Regions from separate parts of the Homo sapiens genome. Here region 2 is linked to region 1. Evidence: read pairs that join two places in POLR2A ChIA-PET (ENCODE). Cell type or tissue: OCI-LY7. All regions are shown on one strand. Each heading gives the region's core, and the rest is flanking DNA. Links, peaks and the distances in the headings are about the cores only. Region 1 overlaps HECA (hdc homolog, cell cycle regulator). Region 2 overlaps REPS1 (RALBP1 associated Eps domain containing 1).

Evidence for each region. ChIA-PET counts read pairs that join two places held together with the same protein. Peaks named below come from ENCODE experiments on the same cell type or tissue, not always from the same donor. Only the 100,000 strongest peaks of a DNase experiment are listed, where the experiment ranks them.
Region 2: POLR2A ChIA-PET joins it to region 1 with 14 read pairs; 4 of 35 experiments call an interaction of 5 or more read pairs at or near these places.

What each region holds. Positions count from the first base shown.
Region 1 is chr6:139,163,612-139,166,529 of GRCh38, forward strand. HECA (hdc homolog, cell cycle regulator) reads left to right here. Exons shown (of 4, transcript NM_016217.3): 2 at 2,673-2,918. It also overlaps a transcript of TXLNB not described here. Among named protein-coding and RNA genes, the nearest start is that of HECA, 30 kb to the left of the region's middle. RefSeq lists an enhancer at 1-454. In OCI-LY7, for the core only: no CTCF peak of the experiment used is centred there; no DNase peak of the experiment used is centred there.
Region 2 is chr6:138,979,327-138,982,244 of GRCh38, forward strand. All of the region lies in intron 1 of REPS1 (RALBP1 associated Eps domain containing 1), which reads right to left. Among named protein-coding and RNA genes, the nearest start is that of REPS1, 7.5 kb to the right of the region's middle. In OCI-LY7, for the core only: no CTCF peak of the experiment used is centred there; a DNase peak (open chromatin) is centred at 1,155.

The sequences.
Region 1 (2,918 bases), core at 261-2,760:
CGAAAGTGCTGGGATTACAGGCGTGAGCCACTGCGCTGTCCCCTGACTGCCTGGACATAATTCTCTCCTGACTTGTTTTTCAGTAAATTCTGAGTTCATTTCTTACCAATCTCTGCAGGGGAATCTTCTCCTCCAGCCTTGGTTCCAGTCCTTGCATCCCAGGATTCTTTTCCTGGCCTCTGGTCTCTGCCCACTCCTCCCGTTTTTCTTGGGCATCTCATTAGTCCTAGGGATTTGACCTTCATCTGTGGGTGAGTGACTCCACATCTGTATTCACAGCTCTAGCTCTCTTGAGCTCCAGTCAAATTCATGTCTCCTCCACCTCAGTGGTACACAGGCACTTCTAAATCAGTGGGTCCTAAATAGGGCAGCCCTAAGTCTTTTTCCATCTTCCCTGTCCTGCTGTTCCCACATTGCTGTCCGTCAGCATGGACTCTCACACACACACACACACAAACACACACACACACTCTCTCTCTCTCTCTCTCTGAGCATCTTCTCACACTGCTCCTGAAGCACAGGCACTCCTTATTTCTCAACCCACAGCACCCTCCCTCTGGCCTCCTTACTTCCAGTCCCGTGCCCCACGCTGCCACCAGGGGAGCTTTCTAGAGCAGAACTCTGAGCCTGGGAGTCTGCCTTTAGCTTCTGTCATCTATACACATAATCTAAACTGCTTCATGACCAAGCCCAGTGGTTCCCAATTGGGAGAGTAGTATTTCCCTCCAAAGGGGCCCTTTGAAAGTGTTATGAACATTGGGGGTATCATGATGGGGAAGGTGGGGTGGGTGGGCTACAGATACTGAGTGCTCAGGCCTAGTGATGTTTGCTTCCTGTAGTGTGCTGGACTGGGCTGTCCAGTGCATTACAGGAAGAGAATTGTCCAGATGCCAGTAGTGCCCTCATTAAGAATTGGCGATGTAGTTTTTAGCTTCTGCCTAGAGGATGAGGAGAGAAATGCTGAGCACTGGTCCTGGAGAGTACTTATTTTGGGGATTGGGAGGCAAAAGAACTGCATGGTATAAAATCCTACGGAAATGCAAGCAAGAATGTAAGGGAGTGATGAATTGTATTGAAAATTGTAGAAATGCCAAGACACAAGTGGGGAAGGCTGTTAGTTGTGTGACTCCCTGAAGCACCCTTGTCATCCCAGCCTGTAAGCCACACTAACCTCCCCCCCACCGCCCCCCACCGCTCATACAACCGGCAGCCACTCTTTTGGGCCTGTGGCAACAGGTTTCCTTCCTTGGTCCTGCACTATGAGACTCTCAGTCTCCCAGTTTGGCCCCACATTTGGTCAGTTTTGCCATCTCTACATTAGCCCCTTCCACCTCTGGCCACCTTATTACACAGCTTCTTTTGTAAATAAAAATATCCCAAGCTGTGTCACAGTCAGCTAACGACAAGAACAGCAGCAACAACATTAATGATCCTTTATGTGCCAGGTACTGTGCTAAACTCTTTATAAGCATTTCTTATTTAATCTTCAAAAAATCTCTATAAGGTAGCTACTACAATTATGCCCATTTATGGTTGAGGAAATGGAAGATTAAACAGATGAAATAACCAGTTCACTTTTACACGGCTAGTATCCCATGGAACCAGGACTTATACATACATGTCCTTTTATTTCTCATTTTAAAAAAACAGATTTTATTTTTTAGAGCAGATTTAAGTTCACAGAAAAACTGGAGGTATAGAGTGTTCCCATATACCTCCTGCCCTCCTCCAGCCTCCCCCACTGTGAATACAGAATGGTACATATGTTACAATTGATGAACCTACATTTACACATCATTGTCATTTAATTTCATAGTTGACATTAGGGTTCCCTTTTGGTATTGTACATCCTGTGGATTTTGACAAATGTATAATGACGTGTATCTGCCATTATAGTATCACGGGAATAGATTCACTTCCCTAAAAATCCTCTGTGCTTCACCTGCTCATCCCCCACCCCCTGTGGCAACCACTTTTTTTTTTTTTTTTTACTGACTCTATCATGTCTTTTTGACATTTTAGAAATAAATTCTAAGCTCAGATGTTCAGTTATCATTGAATAGCTGTAAGGAATCAGTGGAGTTCCCATATCCATGAATCATGTTTATTTCTTAAGAATTGGGTTAGCGGATTCTACTTTCTGTCACCATGTTTTCTGTCCTTTCTGGGAACCGGCTTGGCTGTTTGCACAGTGTGGGACATGTGTGGGACATGTACTTAAGATAGAGTACAACTATGTTGTTCCCACTTCCTGTCCTGGTAGCTTTGGAAGAATTCTGGTTTTTTCCTTCACAGCCTGGCTTTGTAATTTTGTGTAGACCAACAATTAGTTTGATTCAATATCCCTGCCATTGGGTGTCAGACCACCTTAGACGAGAAATCGGTATGAGACCGTCTATGTTCCAGCGGCTTTCTGGTATTCAGGACAACCTAAAGCTCAGGATGAAGGGCGTTGAAGGTCCTTTTTAGAGATTCCACCAGACTGGTTGGTTAAGTAGCTTCATCATATTATTCCCTGGTTCACTGGAGTGATTCATCTTTAAAGGAACCCTGGAACTGCCTTTCATTATATTCATGTCTTAGAAAAACCTTATACCATACTGTTGCAAGTACAGGTTGAGTACCCCTAATCCAAAAATCTGAAATCTGTTCTCTCTTTATTCCTCCCCCAGAAGCCCCATGTGCCACTCCCCTGATCTGCAGCTTCGGTAGGCCGGTGGACCTGGAGAAGGACGACTACCAGAAGGTGGTGTGCAACAACGAGCACTGCCCCTGCAGCACCTGGATGCACCTGCAGTGCTTCTACGAGTGGGAGAGCAGCATCCTCGTCCAGTTCAACTGCATCGGCCGCGCGCGCAGCTGGAACGAGAAGCAATGCCGCCAGAACATGTGGACAAAGAAGGGCTACGACCTGGCCT
Region 2 (2,918 bases), core at 97-2,596, 180 kb before region 1:
TTCTGCAGAATTTCTCACACTCAAAAAGAAACAAACAAAAAGATTTCCTTTATATCCTCATACATCTCTAGCTTCTACCCTGTATCTATTCCCTTTCATAGGTAAACTTCTTTAAAAGCTATCTATACACCCTGTCTCTAGTTCCTCAGCCATCATTTATCCCTCAAATCACTCAAATCTGGCATCCATCTACACTAGTCCATGAAACTGGCTCACTGAAGTTACTAATAACTTCCAGGTTGCCAAATCCAATGGCCACATTCCTGCCCACATGTTCTCAGCCTCTCAGTGAAATTCAATACAGCTGACTACCCACCCCCTTGAAATACTTGCATTATTTGGCATCCACGACATGATAATACTATATATTACACATTCCCAATTTGTACCACTCTGATTGTGTGCTTCCTAGCGTCCTTCCAAGAAGCCTTCCAGTTTACCCAACTTAGAAATGTTCAGCATTCCTCAGGATTCCAGTTCTAGTCAATCTTTCTCTCTTCTTTATAATCTTTTCTTCAATTATTTCATTACCTTAAGTATCACTAACATAGTGACAATCTTCAAACTGACATCTCTAAGCCAAGTATCTCTGAATTCCTCAAGATGTATAGATCTCTCTAACAGGCCTACTTGACAATCTTACAGGCTTCTGAGAACTAAGATAGACAAAAGGGGAACTGCTGAATTCACCCTTACCTCTCCCACGAAACAATCCCCCCCAAAATCCACTCCTCTTCCAACCATCCAATAGTGGCAACTTCCAGCAACATCCTTGAGTTCTTTCCCCTCCCTTATGTTCCATATCCAACCCTATTTATGCCTTCGTATTTCTACCACCTAAAAAATTCTCACAGATGTCCACTGCTCTCTATCCTACTGCCACCTCGCTAATCTAAGCCATTGCTGTCTGCTGCCTGGACTGTTGCATATCCACTAGCGTATCTGCTTCCACTTGCCCCCAGTATTCTTTTTGCTCATACAGCAGTCAGCATGATCTTTTAAAATATAATTCAGATGATGCTACACCCCCGAATAAAAACTTTTAGTATATTTCCACTAAAATCCAAATTCCTTATCACTGAGTACAAGGGCCTGCCTTATGCAGTCCCTGCCATTCTCCCCTCTTGTCCACAGTTTCAGTTCCTTAAACACACTGTGCTCTTCACAGCCTCAGGCCCTTCCCAGTTCTCTCTATATGAAACACCTTATTCTCCCTCCCCTGACCCCCCATCCAGGCATCCTCTAAGGGGCCTTCCCTTACACCTAAGTAGGTCCCCACTACCTCCTCTGATTCTACCACCCAATGATTCTCTATTATTGTACACAGTTCTTTTTTCCTTTTTTTTTTGTGGGTGGGGCGGGGGGGGGGGGGAACGGAGACTTGCTCTGTCACCCAGGCTGGAGTGCAATGACACTACTATGTTTACTATGTCTCATTGCAGCCTCAACTTCCCAGGCTCAAGTGATCCTCCTGCCTCTGCCTCTCAAGTAGCTGGGACTACAGGTGCAGGCCACCACGCCTGGCCAGTTCTTTTTCTTTTCGACATTGGCACAAGTCAGAGAAGATGTCTTGATCCTTCACCACTGCATGTATACCCCCAATACAAAGAACAGCCACAAAGAAGTCTTTGTTGAAAGTATTTAAAACTGATTTAAGACAGAAGTGTTTAGCATTTCACAGGTCAGCCTGCTCTTCCTTAAAACTGAATTAATGTAGAAGTCCATAAGATGAGCTTGACTCAATTAGGGGAAGGCTGGAAATCACAAATTAAGTGCAAAATTCTGTGGAACTATGTTTTCTAAGCAGATGTCCAGTGCGTGCAGCAGAATCTCAACGGAATCAACAGCCCAAAAGAGACAGACTAATAAATTCTGTCTTCATTATTTAATGAGACAGACCCCAAATTCAACACCTGGCTAATTCTTGAAACAAAATGCAGAAGAGATGTAGTATTCTTAATTTTAAAAAGCCTAAGTCTTAGAATTTATCAAATCTCAATGAAATCTGGTATACAGTTTAACTTCCATTAGACAAATTTCTTACACAGAGGGAAAAGATGAGTGAAGATGCATCTATAATAGGAAAGGCTACAGAAAATAAAACCTATATAAGGGAAAACATCAGAAATGACAAGTCTTATCACCCATTTCAAATTCTCACGACCTTGAAGAACTAAGCACCCATGGATTTATGACCCTTTCATCAGTTTCCTCTTGTATATATCTCCTCTTTGTATTCCTCAAAGAATGTCAAATAATCCTGTTCCAGTGTCAAGATAGTGGAGCAACTAACCACAAGACTTTGTGCTACTTTTAAAGGGGTGTGGCTGGAATAGATTAGCCGCTCCTACACAAAGATACTCTCATTTGAGTCAGAAATCATGAAAACCCAATCCCATAGCTATATCAGACATTCTGTGATTTGTTCAGGGTTACAAAGTTAGCTGATGCCAGAACTGGAACTTGCCTCCCACAGTTAGTGCTCTTTATACCAGCTTCTCATGCTCTTGTGTCGCTCCATCAAATGTTTGGCACGAATTCCCAATATACTAAAACTCTAACTCTGGGCTATTGATTAAAACAAACAAACAAACAAACAAAATGACTGAAACTAGCACAAGAAACTCAAGAAGACAGAAATTTTAAAAGTAAATAAATAGGACACTACAGAAACACATTGACTGTGACTTCTTTCACAAACAGTATCTTTTTCAACTGTGTATAGGTAAGTGATTATGGCAAGATTATTTCTGTAGTTTATTACAATTATTTTAGTGATTCAGAACTAAAAACCACTACTCCAGAATAACAAACCTGAGACTTATTAAGTTTATAACTTTCAACACAGAAATGAGCTCTGCTTTCCTATTTTTAAACTTATCACTAATGCCAGATCTTGTAATTGATTTAAACAAGTT